Linked DNA regions of Homo sapiens: region 2 is linked to region 1. Evidence: chromatin loops called from intact Hi-C (ENCODE). Cell type or tissue: Calu3. All regions are shown on one strand. Each heading gives the region's core, and the rest is flanking DNA. Links, peaks and the distances in the headings are about the cores only. Region 1 holds the start of LOC105373037 (a long non-coding RNA gene). Region 2 overlaps MRTFA (myocardin related transcription factor A).

What was found. A loop is a pair of places that touch in the nucleus more often than their neighbours do. Peaks named below come from ENCODE experiments on the same cell type or tissue, not always from the same donor. Only the 100,000 strongest peaks of a DNase experiment are listed, where the experiment ranks them.
Region 2: it touches region 1 in a loop (1.8-fold over the local background); 3 of 110 quality-filtered maps call a loop at or near these places.

The regions. Positions count from the first base shown.
Region 1 is chr22:40,549,884-40,559,644 of GRCh38, reverse strand. MRTFA (myocardin related transcription factor A) reads left to right here. Exons shown (of 15, transcript NM_020831.6): 3 at 7,278-7,539. The coding sequence starts at 7,299. It overlaps LOC105373037 (a long non-coding RNA gene), which reads right to left and starts at 4,468. Exons shown (of 5, transcript XR_001755550.2): 1 at 4,431-4,468. In Calu3, for the core only: no CTCF peak of the experiment used is centred there; no DNase peak of the experiment used is centred there.
Region 2 is chr22:40,601,137-40,610,897 of GRCh38, reverse strand. The region is part of intron 1 of MRTFA (myocardin related transcription factor A); the gene reads left to right. Among named protein-coding and RNA genes, the nearest start is that of MRTFA, 31 kb to the left of the region's middle. In Calu3, for the core only: no CTCF peak of the experiment used is centred there; no DNase peak of the experiment used is centred there.

The DNA of each region.
Region 1 (9,761 bases), core at 811-8,810:
GCTTGAGGCCAGGAGTTCGAGACCAGCTTGGGCAACATAGTGAGATCTCGTCTCTACAAAAAAGTGAAAAAATAGTCAGGTGTGTTGGCACACACCTATAGTCCTAGCTACTTGGGAGGATCACTTGAGCCCAGGAGTTTAAGGCTGCAGTGAGCTATGATCATTCCATTGCACTCTAGCTTGGATGGCAGAGTAACATGCTGTCTGAAAAAAGAAAAAAAAAGTATGTGTTCTAAGAAACACCATTTTTTCCTCCCTGGGATGGGTATCACTTCGTTGCCCAGGCTGGAGTGCAGTGGCATGATCACAGCTCACTGCAGCCTCAGCCTCCCTGGGGTCGAGGTGATCCTCTTACCTCAGCCTCAGGAGTAGCTGAGACTGCAGACGCACACCACCATGCCTAACTTTTGTGTGTTTTGTAGAGACGGGGTTTTGCCATGTTGCCCAGGATTGTCTTGAGCTCCTGGGCTCTAACAATCTGCCCACCTTGGCCTCCCCAACTGCTGGGGATTACAGGTGTGAGCCATCGCGCCTGGGTGAAACATTATTTTTAAAACTTCCTTGGCTGGGCACAGTGGCTCACACTTGTAATCCTAGCACTTTGGGAGGCTGGGGCAGGTGGATCACCTGAGGTCAGGAGTTCGAGACCAGCCTGGCCAACATGGTGAAAACCCATCTCTACTAAAAACACAAAAATCAGATGTAGTGTTGCGTGCCTGTAATCCCAGCTACTCGGGAGGCTGAGACATGAGAATCACTTGAACCTAGGAGGCAGAGGTTGCAGTGAGCCAAGATCGTGCCACTGCAGCCTGGGTGGTGGAGCGAGACTGTCTCAAAAAAAAAAAAACCCAAAAAACCCCCCCAAAAAAAACAAAAACCAAAAAACCAAGAACTTTATTTTCTCTTTATGCTTAGCATTGGACTTGGACTTGGGTTGGCTTTCTTTTGGGGGGCCGTTTTTTACAAAGTTTCTTTAAATCATTTTCTAGAAATACTGGTTATGTTCACTAAATGCATAAGAGCATCACAAACTCATGAAGTTAACTTCATGCTTCATTAGAAAAATATTGATACCATGTGATGGATTTTTATTGTCTCTTGGGAATATTAACACATGTAAATGCTAAATCTCTGAATTCCAGCAATAATAATAATTCAAAGTAGTAGGAAGAAGTTTGTTCTGAATTAGTGATAAGTAAATTAAATAATTTACTTCATTTTAAAGAATATATGGTTTTGGCGAGGCACAGTGGCTCATTCCTGTAATCCTAGCACTTTGGAAGGTTTAGGTAGGAGGATCACTTTAGGCCAGGAGTTTGAGACCAGCCTGGGCAACATAGCAAAAACCTCATATCTCCCCAACCCCTTGCAAAAAAAAAAAAAAAAAAAAAAAAAAAGCCAGGCATGATGGTGTGCCTGTAGTCCTAGCTACTTGTGGGACTGATGGGGGAGGATCACTTGAGTCCAGGAATTCAAGGTTGCAGTGAGCTATGATCGTGCCACTGCACCCTAGCCTGGGCAACAGAGAGAGACCCTGTCCCTTAAAAAAAAAAAGAAAGAAAGAAAAAGGCTGGACTCGGTGAGCTCTCATGCCTGTAATTCCAGCACTTTGGGAGGCCAAGGCAGGTGGCTCACTTGAGTCCAGGAGTTTAAGACCAGCCTGGGCAACATGGCAAAACCCCATCTCTACTAAAAATACAAAAATTAGCCGGGCCTGGTGGCGCATGCCTATATTCCCAGTTACTCGGGAGGCTGAGGCAGGAGGATTGCTTGAGGCCGGGAGGTGGAGGTTGCACTGAGCCGAGAACTTGCCACTGCACTCCAGCCTGGGATTCTTTCAAGCTCAGTAATATAAGTTTACTTAGTGAAATTTTTTTTTTGCCAAGACATCTAAAAATAATTGTGATAAAAAACATATGTAACATTAAATTCACCTTTCCTCCTGCCTTGGGAGCTCTTAGATAATAAACTTACCTTTTAACCACTTTTTTTCCTTCTTTTTAAAATTTTTAAAAACTATTTAAAATTTTTTTTAAAAAAGAGACAGGGTCTTACTATGTTGCCGAGACTGATCTGGAACTCCTGGGCTCTAGCGATCCTCCCACCTCAGCTTCCCAGAGTGCTAGGATTAGAGGAGTGAGCCACTGTGCCTGGCCACCTGGCACTCTTTTATATTACCCTGCCCCTGCCAAATAGCAGAAGATTTTACTTAATCTCACACCAAGTTATAGTATCAGAAATATCAGTTAAGTCTGAAATAATGGGGTTTTGCTAAGTTAAGAACTTTTTATATGAAACCATGATTCTAGCGCATCTGTTTAGCTATAGTATTTTAGTGGTATGAGGCTTGATGTTTCCTGTCCTTGACTGCCTAACATTATTTTTAGTGTTTCTGTATGTTTCATGCAGTCTTCCTTGTGTCATCCAAATTTTCCCCAAGACATGTCTGTCGTGGTTCCCTAGATTATCTTTATGTATCTTTCATTTGCTTCTCTCTTTGTTCAGTTAACAACTATTAGAATGCTTGTTTTGTGTTAATACTTTTGCAAGGCCCATCTACTGCATACAGAGTTATTGTTGCAGTTAAATTTCTTAATTTTCTTATGAGAGGTCTGAACTCTTACAATCCATAATGATTTAACAGCTGTTTATTGAAAACCTGTTACTCTATGTGAAACCACTTTTCCTAAGTCCTAGGGCTGAAGTTTTGATACCATTCTATTTTCCTTTTGAATAAGGAGGTTAGTTCTCAAGGGGTCCTTGAATGTCATAAAGTTGAAGTCTTTTTTTTAGTCTGAAAGGCTGCTGCTGTTAAAAGAAGCAGACATGCTCTTTCAGAGTCAATGACAAAGAATACTCAGCCGGATGGATTAATCCTGTGTAACAGTTGTTTTTTTCCCAGTACACACAGAGACATGGTTCAAACCATAATAAATCATAGACAAGATGGAAAAGAATTCTTTGAAGTTTAGATTCTGAATTTTGTTGGTAGACATTTGTTGTTTTGTAATTTATAAAATTATTCAAACCCTAAAAGAAATCCTTTTCCCATTGTTTGCCCATGCTCAATTACCCTTGAGAATATTGAGTTCCTAATACTGAGTTCAAATTTTTTTTTGAACTTGTCTCCCTTATATCTTCTTCCAGTCTCTTTGGAGTAGAGAGTCCTTAGTATCTTTTTTCTTCATAATATTATCTCCCTCATGTTAATTACTGTTATCTGGATCTTTTCCAGTCCAGTTTATTTTCTGTGAAATGTATCAGCCAGAACTACAGTCAGGTTTGGGCACACTATTGCTTTACTTGAAGTTAGATCATAATTGTCTTTTTAGTTTCTAGTGCCTTTCTTCACTTCATGGCTGTTCAATATTTTGTTGGTTTCTTCAACTAAAGCAAGTTAGATTAAAGTCCTCATAAAAGTTTGCAAGGAATGCCCAGGGAATCTCACTTCATAGATCAGAAACTATAGTCTTTTTATTATAAAAGCCATGTAAGTATTTTAGAGAAAATTTGGAACCTTAAAATTTTTTCATTGTCCAATCAAACAGAACCCCTCTTTTGTGTCTTGGTATACTTCTTAAAATCTTTTTTCTTTGTATAATATTTTAATATATGAGTATGTAGTTTTATGTCTTACTTTTTCTTAAGTGTGGCTTTAGAATAAGCATTTCCCACATTAGAAATGCTTTATAAAAATTATTCTTAGGGCTGGGCATGGTGGCTCACGCCTGTAATCCCAGCACTTTGGGAGGCTGAGGTGGGTGGATCTTGAGGTCAGGAGATCGAGACCATCCTGGCTAACATTGGTGAAACCCCGTCTCTACTAAAAATACAAAAAAATTTAGCCAGGCATGGTGGTGGGCGCCTGTAGTCCCAGCTACTCGGGAGGCTGAGACAGGAGAATGGCGTGAATGCAGGAGGTGGAGCTTGCAGTGAGCTGAGATCACGCCACTGCACTCCAGGCTGGGCAACAGAGCGAGACTCTGCCTCAAAAAAAAAAAAAATTATTCTTACTAACTACATAGGATTCAGTGAGTGGAGATATATATATATATATAAAATTTTTTTTAATTTATGAGGTTTAATTGGTTCATGGTTTTGCAAGCCTGTACAAGGATGGTGCCATCAAGGAGCTTTTATACATGATAGAAGGTGAAGCAGGTGCAGGCATGTCACAGGGTGAGAGCAGGAGCAAGAGAAAGAAGGGGGGCAGTGCCACACACTTTTAAACAACTAGATATTGGAAGAACTCACTCACTACCATGTGGACAGCACCAATCCATGAGGGATCTGCCCCCATGACTCAAATATCTCCCATCAGGCCCTGCCTCCAACACTGGGGATTGCATTTCAACATGAGATTTGGGTGGGACAAATATCAGAGTCATATCATTCTGCCGCTAGTCCCTCAAGTCTCATGTCCTTCTTACATTTCAAAATACAATTATTTCTTCTCAGTAGTCCCCCAAAGTCTTAACTCATTGCAGCATTAATTCAAAGGTCCAAAGTCTCATCTGGAGATAAGTTCCTTCCACCTATGAGCCTGTAAAATCAAAGACAAGTTATTTACTTCCAAGATACAATGGGGATACAGGCATTGAGTTAACATTCACATTCCAAAAGGGAGAAATTTGCCAAAAGAAAGGGGCTACAGGCCCCATGCAAGTCTGAAACCCAGCAGGGCAGTCATTAAATCTTAAAGCTCCAAAACAATCCTTGACTCCATGTCCCACATTCTGGGTACACTGATATAAAGGGAGGGGTTCCCAAAGCCTTGGGCAGCTCTGCCCCTGTGGCTTTTCCACGCTGAGGTTGCATGCTGCTGGTGGCTCTACCATTCGGGGGTCTGGAGAGCAGTGGGTGCTAGTTTACTTTACAAAAAGCTTTAAGAATAATGGTAGTTTGCCAGTGATGTAATTTATAATATTAGCATCGGCATATACTCCAGTGGCATAGTTTGTCCGTGTCTATTAGTCTGTTCTCAAACTGCTGCTATAAAGAACTGCCCAAGATTGGGTAGTTTATAAAGGAAAGAGGTTTAATTGACTCACAGTTCCACAGGGCTCGGGAGGCCTCAGGAAACTTACAGTCATGATGGCAGGGAAAGCAAACACATCCTTCTTCACAAGGTGGCAGGAAGAAGTGCCAAGCAAAAGAGGAAAAGCCCCTTATAAAACCATCAGATCTTGTGAGAGCTCACTCACTATCATGAGAACAGCATGGAGGTAACCACTCCCATTATTCAATTACCTCCCACTGGGTCCCTCCCACAACACATGGGGATTATGGGAACTACAGTTCAAGGTGAGATTTGGGTGGGGACACAGCCAAACCATATCATTCTGCCCCTGGCCCCTCCCAAATCACAGGTCTTCACATTTCAAAACACAAGTATGTGTGTCCAATAGTCCCCCAAAGTCTTAGATCATTCCAGTATTAACCCAGAAGTCCAAGTCCAGAGTCTCATCTGAGATAAGGCAAGTCCCTTCCACCTATGAGCCTGTAAAATCGAAAGCAAGTTAGTTACTTCCTAGATACAATGGGGGGTACAGGCATTGGGTAAATACACCCATTCCAAAGGGGAGAAATTGGCCAAAACAAAGGGGCTACAGGCCCCATGCAAGTCCAGAATCCAGTGGGGCAGTCAGATCTTAAGGCTCTGAAATGATCTCCTTTGATTCCATGTCTCACATCCAGGTCATGTTGATGCAGGAGGTGGGCTCCCACGGCCTTGAGCAGCTCTGCCTCTGTGGCTTTGGAGGGTACGGCTTCACCCCTGGCTGCTTTCATGGGCTGATGTTGAGTGTCTACAGCTTTTCCAGGTGTATGGTGCAAGCTATAGGTGGATCTACCATTCTGGGGTCTGGAGGATGGTGGCCTTCTCACAGCTCTACTAGGCAGTGCTCCAGTGAGGACTCTGTGTGGGCGCTCCGACCCCACATTTGCCTTCCATACTGCCCTAGTAGAGGTTCTCCATGAGAGCTGTACCCCTGTAGCAAACTTCTGCGTGGACATCCAGGTGTTGCCATACATCCTCTGAAATCTAGGTGGAGGTTCCCAAACCTCAATTCCAGACTTCTGTGCACCTGCAGGCTCAGCACCACATGGCGGCTGCTGAGGTTTTGGGCTTGCACGCTTCGAAGCCTCAGCCTGAGCTGTATACCTTGGCTCCTTTTATTCATGACTGGAGCTGAAGCAGCTGGGACTCAGGGCACCATGTCCTGAGGCTGCACAGAGCAGGAAGGCCCTGGGCCCATGAAACCATTTTTCCCTCCTATGCCTTCGAGGCGCTGCTGTGAAGGTCTGTGACATGCCCTGGAGACGTTTTCCCCATTGTCTTGGTGATTAATGTTAGGCTCTTTGTTACTTATGCAAATTTCTGCAGGTGGCTTGAATTTCTCCCCAGAAAATGAGTTTTTGTTTTCTATTGCATCATCATGCTGCAGATTTTCTAAACTTTTATGCTCTGCTTCCTCTTGAATGCTTTGCCGCTTAGAAATGTCCTCTGCCAGATACCCTAAATCATCTCTCTCAAGTTCAAAGTTCCACAGATCTCTCTAGAGTAGGGGCAAAATGCCACCAGTCTCTTTGCTAAAGCATGGCAAGAATCACCTTTATATAAGTTTCCAACAAGTTCCTCATCTCCATCTGAGACCATTTCAGCCTGTACTTCATTGTCCATACCACTATCAGCATTTTGGTCAAAGGCATTCAACAGGTCTCTAGGAAGTTCCAAACTTTACCACAGTTTCCTGTCTTCTTCTTAGCCCTCTAAACTGTTCCAACCTCTGCCTGTTACCCATTTTCAAAGTTGCTTCCACATTTTTGGGTATCCTTATAGCAGCATCCCACTCTATCAGTACCAATTTACTATATTAGTCTGTTCTCACGTTGCTATAAAGAACTGCCTGAGACTGGGTAGTTTATAAAGGAAAGAGATTTAATTGATTCACAGTTCCACAGGGCTGGGGAGGCCTCAGGAACTTACAATCATGGTGGAAGGAGTTGCAAACATGTCCTTCTTCACATGGTGGCAGGAAGGAGAAGTGCAGAGCAAAAGAGGAAAAGCCCCTTATAAAACCATCAGATCTTGTGAGAACTCATGAGAATAGCACGGAGGTAACCACCCCTGTGATTCAGTTACCTGCCACCAAGTCCCTCCCATGATATGTGTGAGTTATGGGAACTACAATTCAAGATGAGATTTGGGTGAGGACACCACCAAACCATATTATCATGGTACCATCTAAACTTTCCATTTTTTCTTCCATTTCCAGATTGCCATCACGAAAGCCAAAGTGGATTTCTCCAGTGTGGTGTGCCTGCCCCCTTCCGTCATTGCTGTGAATGGGCTGGACGGAGGAGGGGCCGGCGAAAATGATGATGAACCAGTGCTCGTGTCCTTATCTGCGGCACCCAGTCCCCAGAGTGAAGCTGTTGCCAATGAACTGCAGGAGCTCTCCTTGCAGCCCGAGCTGACCCTAGGCCTCCACCCTGGCAGGAATCCCAATTTGCCTCCACTTAGTGAGCGGAAGAATGGTGAGTAGATACAGAATTATTGCATTCCCTGATTTGAACCAGGATCTTCATGTTTATAATGTTACAGATTCTTACTTTATTTGATGTTCCGTGAAAGTTCCTAATAATCTTAACATTTCTTGTAAAATAGATAGCTGTAAGTTAAAGTGATCATTGTAAGTCCAACATTTCCTGCCTGGATTATTATAATTTCTTTCTAATTTCTCTGCTTCCCTCACCCTATTCCTTCCATAAATTCATTAATTCAGCATATATATTCATTAATATCAATGTATTATAAACTATGCTAAAATTAGGGATTAAATGGTAAACAAGCCTCTGTCATTAGGAAACATACTCTATCGTATAGCCTTGTCAGAGTAATCTTTTAGGACTTCCTAGCTTAAAAGTTTTCAGTGATTGCCTTGTGGGATGAAACAAAAACCAAATAAATGTCTTGCCGGGTGTAGTGACTTAGGCCTGTAATTCCAGCACTTTGGTAGGCCGAGGTGCACAGATCACCTCAGGTCAGGAGTTAAGAGACCAGCCTGGCCAACATGGTGAAACCCTGTCTGTGCTAAAACTACAAAAATTAGCTGGGCTTGGTGGCACACACTTGTAGACCCAGCTACTGGGGAGTCTGAGGTGGGAGGATCGATTGAACTAGGAGGCGGAGGTTGCAGTGAACCGAGATTGTGCCACAGCTCTCCAGCCTGGACGACAGAATGAGACTCTATCTCAAATAAACAAACAAACAAACAAATAATAAATAAGTGAATAAATTTCTTGGCATGTTTTATAAGGCTTTGCAGAATCTGGTCTCTTTCTTTTAACATCTTCTCTTATTCCCCTATTCCTAGTATTTGTTCCAGCCCATTAAACTGTGTTAAGTACTGTTTAAAAACCATGTACTCATACCTCAACCTTTTTTTAATTAAAAAAATCTATAATTTGTTATGGAATATTTAAGATTTGAGAAAATGTATAAAGAGGCTGGGCACGGTGACTCATGCCTTTGGGAGGCCGAGGCGGGCGGATCCCTGAGGTCGGGAGTTCGAGACCAGCCTGACCAGCATGGAGAAACCCCGTCTTTACTAAAGATACAAAATTAGCCAGGCATGGTGGCACATGCTTGTAATCCCAGCTACTAGGGAGGCTGAGGCAGGAGAACTGCTTGAACCTGGGAGGCAGAGGTTGCGGTGAGCCGAGATCGCGCCACTGCACTCCAGCCTGGGCAACAAGAGCAAAATTCCGTCTCAAAAAAAAAAAAAAAAGAAAAAAGAAAAAATGGATAAAGAACAATATAGAAAATTGTGTGTTCAAATACCACCCAACTTATGTACTTTGCGTAAATCTTCATTACCCCTGGAGGAAACTACTAACTTGAATTTGGTATTTCATTGCCAAATATGTCTGTATTATTTACCCATGTGAATATATTCTTAAGCAATATATAATGTTGTTTCTCATGTTTTAAACCTATATATGAGAGAAAATTATGTGTTCTTCAGTAATTTGTTGTTCAGTATTCATTTTCCTTGTAAGTTAAAGATATTCTGTATTTTCTTCTAATTCAAGCTGTTAATCCCCACTTAGTGAATAGTTCTACTTTTTCCTACTGATCTTTAATGCCTGCTGTATTCTGTCTGTGCATGAGTTAGTTTTTAGGCTCTCTTTTCTTTGACTGGTCTCTCTGTCCATCTCTGTGTCAGTACTACCTTATTTTAGTTATTGCCTAATAATTAGTCTTTCTGTCTGTTAGGACACGTATCTCCTTACCTTTTTCTTTTTCAAAGTTGTCTTGGCTATTACCCTTTTAATTTTCCATGATTTTAGAATTGCCTTACCAAGTTCTGCCAACAAAAAAACCCTTTGGGATTTTTACCTCCAACATTTTATTATGAAAAAATTTAAACGTAAAGTAGAAAGAAAAAAAAAAAGAAGTAGGAAGAACTTTACAGTGAATACCTGCGTGCCCATCTCTTAGATTCTACCTGTAACATTTTATAAAACTTGCTTTATAACACAGATATCTATCAATCTCATCTTTAAATTTAATTTTTTTTTTTTTTTTTTTTGCAACAGAGTCTCACTCTGTTGCCCAGGCTGGAGTGCAGTGATGCGACCTTGGCTCACTGCAGCCTCCGTCTCCCGGGTTCAAGCAATTCTCTTGCCTCAGCCACCCGAGTAGCTGGGATTACAGGCATGTGCCACCATGAATGGCTAATTTTTGTATTTTTAGT
Region 2 (9,761 bases), core at 1,024-9,023, 51 kb before region 1:
GAATCATCCAATCTCAAATTTGTTTTCAGACTCACCTCTTCCTTTAATGCCCTTCTATTATTTCTCTTTTTTTTTACTTATTTTTCCCTCCAAGACTTTTTTTCCCCTATTTATGTCATAGTGTCACTGGGGTAGTAGTTGCGCCTAATTGATATATTTTCTTTCTTATGTATCTAATATATCTATGCCAAGCAAGTTTAATAAAACCAGGAAGATTGATGGTGGATTCCTAGTATGAAGCTGAATAATATGTGTTTAGAGTCCATAATGGATAAAAAGTACAATACTTGAGATACTGTGGACCTAGGTCTTTTCTCCCCCACTTTTTCTTGGCACATTCCCCTGAAAAGGAAGCCAAGGAGATTAAGAGCTGCTTCTGTCTGATAATAGCTCAGAAATTTAAGAGGAGGCAGTTCCTACAGCAGCAATCTGAGTCCAGTAAGAGAGCTTAATGAACTGCCTTTACCTGTACAGTAGTCAGTTTGTCTCTGCTGAGACATCAGAGGAACTGAGAGAAATTTAACAGGAATATAAGAATGAGGAAAAAAGAGGCTGGGTATGGTGGCTTATGCCTGTAATCTCAGCATTTTGGGAGGCCGAGGCTGGTGGATCATCTCAGGTCAGGAGTTTGAGACCAGCCTGCCCAACATGGTGAAACCTTATCTCTACTAAAAATATAAAATATTAGCTGGGCATGGTGGCAGGTACCTGTAGTCCCAGCTACCCGGGAGGCTGAGGCAGGAGAATCGTCTGAACCCAGGAGGTGGAGGTTGCGGTGAGCTGAGATCACGCCACTGCCCTCCAAGCCTGGGCAACAGGGTGAGACTCTGTCTCAAAAAAAAAAAAAAAAAAAAGAGAAAAAAAAGAAACAGACATTTGGAATTGCATGTATGTGTAATCTTGATAGTTTAATTTGGAAAGATCTATTTATCCTCTTTACTCTGATTAGAACTGTTTGTACTTACGCTCAAGCTAGAATTAATATATTAAAGAGGACATACGTTTATCTGCCTTTCAGAATATATTATTTCAAATACCTGTTATCTTTGATGGGTTTACTTTTTTTTGAGGTAGAGTCTTGCTCTGACTCTGAGGCTGGAGTGCAGTGGCGCAGTCTCGACTCACCACAACCTCCGCTGCCCGGGTTCAAGCAATTCTCCTGCCTCAGCCTCCCGAGTAGCTGGATTACAGGTGCCCTCCACCATGCCTGGCTAATTGTTTGTATTTCTAGTAGAGACAGGGTTTCACCATGTTGGCTAGGCTGATCTTGAACTCCTGACCTCAAGTGATCCACCCATCTAGGCCTCCCAGAGTGCTGGGATTACAGATGTGAACCACCGTGCCCAGCCTAAAATCTTGGTTAGTCATTTTTCACTATCAAAAATTTAAAGTGTTTTTTTTTTTTTTTTTTTTTTGTTAAAGAGACAGGGTCTCACTCTGTTGCCCAGGCTGGCAGTGATGCAGTCTTAGCTCACCATAGCCTCAAACTCCTGGGCTCGAGTGATCCTCCCGCCTGAGCTTCCTGAATAGCTGAGATTACAAATTCAAGCCACAATATCTGACTAAATGTACTTTCTGGCTAAATGTAATTTTTTTTTTTTTTTTTTGAGAAGGAGTCTTGCTCTGTCACCCAGGCTGGAGTGCAGTGGTGTGATCTCAGCACACTGCAACCTCCACCTCCCAGGTTCAAGTGATTCCCCTGCCTCAGCCTCCTGAGAAGCTGGGACTACAGGTGTGCACCACCACAACCAGCTAATTTTTTGTATTTTAGTAGAAATGGGGTTTCACCATGTTGGCCAGGATGGTCTCGATCTCCTGACCTCATGATCCGCCTGCCTCGGCCTCCCAAAGTGCTGGGTTTATAGGCATGAGCCACCATGCCCAACTAAATGTAATTTTATATTCCTACCAACAACGTAAAGGGTTCCAGTTTCTCCACATCTTTACCAAAACTTGTTTATTTGATAACAGTCATTCTAATGGGTGCGATGTGGTAATCTTACATTTTTAGTATTTTCATATATAAGGGATAACATAGTGCTGCCCCTGTGGTTATTATCACATTACTGTGTTCCCCCTGCCAACAAAAAAGTACCTCATATTGAAGTACTTTTATTTTTATTATGCAGAAGAGCAGGGACCTTGTCCATCTTCATCACTAGTATCCCTAGGGCTCAGACAGTACCTGACACATTATACTTGCTTAGCAAGTATTTGAATGAATGAATGAATGGAAAGTAGGGAGGCATGGTGTAGTGGTTAAGACCAAAGACTTTGGCATCAAACAGACCTGAGGTTGAGTCCTGGTTTCCTCATTTGTAAAATGGATTTGATAGTGCCTCCCTCATAGGATTGTGGTGGGATTAAATGAGGTCACATCTACAGCACCTGGTGCACTGTAATTATCCCATAAGTGGCAGCTATTATTTAAAAAGGTCACCTGGCCAAAGGGGCATCAGTAGACTTGAAGTTTAAAATTTTTCATCTGTCACTAATCAGCTACGTAATACTGAACAAATTGTCTAACCTCTCTGGGTCTGAGTTGTTTCCTCTGTAAAATTAGGACCTTAAGTTAGATGACAGGCCGGGCATGGTGGCTCATGCCTGTAATCCCAGAACTGTTGGGAGGGCTAGGCAGGTGGATCACCTGAGGTCGGGAGTTTGAGACCAGCCTGGCCAACATGGTGAAACACCGTCCCGTCCCTACTAAAAATAAAAAAGTAGCCGGGTGTGTAGTCCCAACTACTCGGGAGTCTGAGGCAGGAGAGTCGCTTGAACCCAGGAGGCGGAGGTTGCAGTGAGCAGAGATTGTGCCACTGCACTCCAGCCTGGGCGACAGAGTGAGATTCCGTCTCAAAGAAAAAAACAAAAAGATGACCCCTGATGGCCTGTCTATGATTTTCATTTGATCCTTACAGTTGTTACTGTATTAACTGAAGGAATTATTACCATGACAATCTCAACTTTAATTATATTGGAGATTGTTAATCCCAAAGTCTAAATCTCAGAAGCATCTAAACAATAGAATTGATGTTAAAGAATTTTTCTGAAGCAAAAATCATTCCATTTCAAAAGTTAAACAATTGGAACAGTTGAAGAATAGTTTGCCCTAGTGTGGAGTGTTTAATAATGATGTAATGTGCCAGGCTATGTATGATTGCTTAGTGATCATAGAAATGGATGAATGCAGATTGTAATGCAGATTGCACTGATGGCTAGGTGGTTTTGCTGAGTTGTGTTGTGCTCAGCTGTTGGGAAGGCTTGCTTTAAGGATACCTTTCTGTCCATGCTATGGTGCTGATTCGTGGAGGAAATAAAATAATCCTTAAGAGAAGATTTCTGATTTTTGATATGTAGCTTGTTGTGTACCTGTTGTTCTTTTTTTTTTTTTTTTGAGACGGAGTCTCGCTCTGTCGCCCAGGCTGGAGTGCAGTGGTGTGATCTCAGCTCACTGCAAGCTCCGACTCTCAGGCTCACGCCATTCTCCTGCCTCAGCCTCCCGTGTAGCTGGGACTATAGGCGCCCACCAGCATGCCCTGCTAATTTTTTGTATTTTTAGTAGAGATGGGGTTTCACCGTGTTAGCCAGGATGGTCTCGATTTCCTGACCTTGTGATCTGCACTCCTCGGCCTCCCAGAGTGCTGGGATTACAAGCGTGAGCCACCGCACCCGGCCTTGTGTACCTGTTGTTCTTAGCAAACGTGACACCAGGTATGCAAACTCATTCTGGCTGGGCTTTGAGGGCAAGGAGGTTATGGCTTCACCCAGCACAGTTACTTGTTTTTCATACAAATAACTTTGAGCAGATAGTGGAAGAAACTAATTTTCTATTGTGTATCTGTTTTCTGTTAGGCACTGTTAGGTGCTTTCATGTATGCTATCTTACTTGATTTTATTTGTTAACAAAATAGTTATTTTTGTATGTATGTGTTGCTGAGTGTAACCACCCCAAATCACTTACAAGACACTCCTGAGCTTGATAATGATTTTTGTACATGAGTCCCTAGAGCCTTTGTTAGGAAGTCACTGCTGCTAGCCCCAGAAATTATATGCTGCCTTCAAAGAGGAGCTCCTTTGGCTTTGTTAGGAACAAATAACCTGATAGCTTTTGCCACCAAACTCCCTTATGTCTTCAGAGCTTCTTTCTGGTGGTCTGATGTCTCCAAAGAGGAATCCTAAGCACTTTTTCCCTCTGAAAAGAATTATAATTGGTGATTAGGCCTCCAGATGAAGCATATACACATGCACACACACACAAACAAAAACTTACCTATTATTAGTTCATTGGTCATGTGGAAGAATTTCTATAATTTAGATCTTTGTTTAAACATTTGTCTAATGGAAAGCATATGGGACCATGGAAGCTACTTAATAGCTATGTGACCTTGAGACAGTGTAAACTCCTGGGGCTCTGTCCTCATCAGTAAAGTGGAAATATACTTAATCTTGTTGGGGTGTGGTCAAGATAAAGTGAAATATATGTAAAGCTCATGAGTATTTAACAGATGTAGGCATTGTTTCCTGTTACTCCTTCCATTCTGTTTTTCAAATGACTGAGTAAAATCTCTTTGAGCATAACTAACTTTATTAAGTTTCTTTATTAAGATTATTTGGCCACATGCCCCAGAGATTGATGGTGAAATTTATTTTCCTTTCCTTATCAATTACAAACACTACTAGAAATTTATTCTTGTTCAGACTTTGGAATGAGAATTTTTTTTTTTTCAGAGAGAATTAAATGAGTTTGCTTTAGGCAGCTTTCTGAGAGCTGGCAGATTTGGATAGGAGTATTAGAATTGCTTTCATAGTGGAGTCCCCACCTGGAACATAGTTGGCAGGAGGAAGAAAGGTTATATAATCACATTCCTTATCAGATTTTCCGTAGAGTTTATTGTCTCCTGAAACACTCAAGGAAGTCCCTTACTCCTTTCCTTTCAATCAAGAAGCTGATTGTGGAATAGGAGATGAATAAATGAAAATTAATCTGACTTTAGCAATTTGAGAATGAAAAGAATGCTAACCACCAGGCATGTGGGCCTGTTTTAGCTTCCCAGGAACCTCCTCAGAGGGCATGACATGTTGGTTGTAAGCATTAAAACAAACAATCCCAACCCAAACTGTAGATGAAGCCTGGACTAAGTAAGGCAATTTAAAAGATTTTAGGTTGGTAATGGAATATAGAGATGATTTTCCCTGGCCAAAATCAGTTTTGATGTTTTGATTTTACTCATTTAAAATTCTTCTTGGTAAAAAATTATTCTCGATCAATCCATTCTTTCCAGAGTAACAAGAATGATCTTCTTAAAAACATAAATGGAATCACATCACTTCTCTGCTCAAAACTCTTACCTGCGGTGGTTTTTCCATTGTGCTTAGAATAATATCCAGATTTCATCCCATGACCTACAAGGTGCACACATACTGTATCTTTGCTGATCTCACCACCTCTTCTGGCATCCCACTCCCTTCAGTCGGCTGCACTGTCATCCGTTGGTCTTCAGTCCTTTCAACTTTCCTTATCACTATATCTAAAAAGTTGGCACTTTCTGCCCACAAAAGTCCCTTCTTTGCTGGTTTTATAACTTGGAGAAGTTTGAAATTGGTTTTCTGCTTGATGGCTTGCCTACTTACTTGTTTTTGTTTTCCTGTGCTGTTAGATTATAAACCCCATCAGAGCAGAGACCATGTTTTATCTTTTTTGTCTAGTATGTTAGCATATGGTGGGTATCTAATATTTGTTGAATGAGTGATGGTTTGCTAATTTTTCCTTTACAGACAAGTGGTTACTTCATAAAGAAATAGGCATTTGCTTGCTGGTCTTACAATCTGTAAGTGATAAAGGTTAACATGGGTCAAAAATAAATGATTCGTGTTTTGGGGTTTAATTTTTCAGAATTTAACTTAGATGGTAACTCCTCTGGGAAGCTTTTCCTGATAGGTCATAGATTAGTCTCTTCTTGTTTGGTTTATGGCACCACATACTTGCCTCATTCATTCAACGACAACAACAGACAGATTGCATTTATCTGTTTATCACTGTATCATCAGCACTTAGGTTGGTGCCTAAGTCAGCACATGGTGATCGTGCTGAATAGTATGTTCAGTGAGGAATAAGCGTTAGAATTTAGGTATCTCTTTTTTTTCCTTTTTTTGAGATGGAGTCTTGCTCTGTAACCTGGCTGGAGTGCAATGGCGCGATCTTGGCTCACTGCAACCTCCACCTCCCGAGTTCAAGCGATTCTCCTGCCTCAGCCTCCTGAGTAGCTGGGATTACAGGTGCATGCCACCACGCCCGGCTAATTTTTGTATTTTTAGTAGAGACGAGGTTTCACCATGTTGGTCATGCTGGTCTCAAACTCCTGACCTTGGAATCTGCCCACCTCGGTCTCCCAAAGTGCTGGGATTACAGGCATGAGCCACCGCGCTTGGCCAGTATTTAGGTATGTCTTAGGTAACTAACAGTTTTAGGGCCGGGTACGGTGGCTCACGCCTGTAATGTCAGCACTTTGGGAGGCCGAGGCGGGCGGGTTACGAGGTCAGGAGATTGAGACCATCCTGGCTAAGACAGTGAAACCCTGTCTCTACCAAAAATACAAAAAATTAGTCAGGTGTGGTGGCGGGCGCCTGTAGTCCCAGCTACTCAGGAGGCTGAGGCAGGAGAATGGCGTGAACCTGGGAGGCGGAGCTTGCAGTGAGCCGAGATGGTGCCACTGCACTCCAGCCTGGGCGACAGAGCAAGACTCTGTCTCAAAAAGAAAAAAAAAAAAAAGAAACTAACAGCTTTTACTCAGGTAGATTATGGAGATCACTGGTTCCAAGAATCACTTTGTTCTTTATCTGTTTTCCAAGTTCACCAGATCATGACATTAGTAAAATTTATTTTGAAATCTTTATTATGGAACATTTGAAACACATATAAAAACAAGGAGAATAATGCAATGAACCACCACCATGGGCCTGTCACCCAGTTTCAACAGTATTCAGGGGCTGGGTGCCGTGGCTTATGCCTATAATCCCAGCACTATGGAAGGCCAAGGTGGGAGGATCACTTGAGCCCAGGAGTTCAAGGACCAGCCTGGGCAACCTAGTGAGACCTCATCTCTATAAATTAAAAAAAAAAAAAGTAAAAAAAAAATTTTTTTTTTCAACATGTGACCAATCTTGTTTAATATTACTCCACACCTCCTCCTTCATATTTTAAAATAAAATTCAGACATTTTGCCATTTCATCTGTAAGTAATTCAGAATAATATAGTCGATTTAAACACTAGTTAACTCTTGGAAAAACCAGAAGCAAAAATTCCGTTTGTCTCCTTGAATCTCAGTGTAGATGCCGGCTGGTGAATTTCCATGTGCTAAGCCACTCCCAAGACCTGACTCACTATCAAAAGCATATACTCTATTGTAATTGCTGAAATAGCAGCAGTTTGTTAGAATATGTTATGGTAGTTAAGTATGTTTCTATTGGATAGAGAGAGGTTACCAATAAGAAAAAACTCCTATGTCAGAGATAAGTTTTTCCATTTGGAGATCTGATACTTTTTGATGTTGTAAATTACAGGCCTTTAAGATTTGTCTGGAAAATGAAAATGAAATGTGGTTTGTGGATTAATAGGGTAAATTCCTGTAGTTCTTTATGGGTGAATTCCTGAGAGTCATAATTAGCAGTAAAATGAAGAGCTGAAGTGTCAGAAGCCTCGGAGCTAGAAAGACTTCTCTAAGCCTAGGGAGGTAGACAGTTTAGAGCTTCGGCCAGAGGGAAAGTCACATGGCATTAGTAGTGATTATAGTTAGTTTTATTCTGGAAGTTAAAGTTGTAACCTAGACCTCTGTAAATAGCCTAGTGTGTACATAAAATTTTCTGGAGGAAGGGAAGGCACTATTTTTTCAGCAAATATTTTAAAGGATTAAGTACTGTCTTGTAAAAATTAGAGATTGGCACTGAGTGAATGGTTGGACTAGAACTGTGCTTTCTTGTGATGCCAGTTTTTTGTGAAGAAGAAATGAAGGGGGACAGAAATGATCATAATCACCTTTAACTATTGTTTTTTGAGATGGAGTCTCGCTCTGTCACCCAGGCTGGAGTGCAATAGTGTGATCTTGGCTCGCTGCAACCTCCACCTCCTGGGTTCAAGTGAATGTCCTGCCTCAGCCTCCTGAGTAACTGGGATTACAGGCACATGCCACCACGCCTCGCTAATTTTTTTTTTTTTTTTTTTTAAGTGGAGATGGGGTTTCACCATGTTGGCCAGGCTGGTCTTGAACTCTTGACCTCAGGTGATCCAACTACCTTGGCCTCCCAAAGTTCTGGGATTACAGGGGTGCCTTTAACTATTTTTTAAACCAACCACATAGGAGAGCAAGACCTTGATTCTAGGAGGCTACAAGTCCTAGCCCTGCTGTGACTGCAGCCTTACTTTCTCTTTATCCTGAATCACCACGATTCTTCTGTTTGTAATATTGGCAGATGGTGGATGTGGTGATCCCAAGTTCATTCTTGGCAACTTATTTTGAAAAATCTGCTGTTTTATTCTTCCTGCTATACTCCCATATCCCTTAGTTAACTCCTGTATTGAAGTACTTAGCACACATGACTTGAATAGGGATTTTGTCATAATCATTTGTGTTTCCTTAGCATCTAGCACATGGTCACTTGGAAAATATTTGTTGACACATGATGATCACTTTCCAATGCTGAGATGGTGTGATTTTGTGATTTCTCCAATGACCTTGACCTAGATTGTGATACTAGTGGTAGTCTTGTATAGGTCCCTCTCTGTGTTGTTCTTCTTCGTAGGTGCTTTGTTCTCAGGCTCTGGACCATTCTCTTGTTTTGGGACATTCCAGGGAACAGGAGAGAAAAATTTGCATTTAAAACAAAAGGAGTATGTTACATCGATGTTCCTCATTGCCAGGATCACTGGAATGTTCCAGTTGCTATCAGGATGAATTCACTGTTGGTAACAGATGCCAGGGACTCATTATATTTTTGTTATTCTTCCTCATTTACTGAGATTTGACCCCCTACCTCTGATTGTGATGGGAAAGGGATTTCAGTCTTGATCTTCAAGCTTTATATTATTTATTTAATTTTAATTTTTCATTGTTTTTAAAGAGACAAAGTCTTGCTCTGGTACTCAGGTGGATCACAGTGGCACATCCATGGCTCAGTGTAACCATACCCAGCTGATCTTCAGGCTTTAAAGGTTATGGCCAGTCATTCAGAATTAATCAGTATCAAACGATGAGTATTTTTTTTTGTCATCTATGTGATAACTGCTGAAATTAACTTATTATAAAACTAGGCTAGAGTCTAGGCTAAATTAAATTTGTGTTTTGTCAGCTACTATAAGACAGTAAAATGGAAGTATTAAAAAACATTATTTCGAAGTTGGGCATGGTGGCTCATGCCTGTAATCCCAGCACTTTAGGAGGTCAAGGCAGGAGGATCGCTTGAAGCTAGGAGTTTGACACCAGCCTGGGCAAAATAGACTCTGTCACTACAAAAATAAAAAATTAGCCAGGCATGGTGGCACATGCCTGTAGTCTGGCTCCTCTGAAGGCGGAGGCAGGGAGGAGCACTTGAGCCAAGGAGTTTGAGGTTGCATTGAGCTATAGATGTGCCACTGTGATCCAGTCTGCACAATAGAGCAAGACCATGTCTCAAAAAAACAAAAAAAAGTTCAAAAACTTAAAAATTGTAAAGTGGGTTTTGCTTTGCAGTTTCAAAAGGAAAGAGCTATATCTACTTCTCTGGAGCT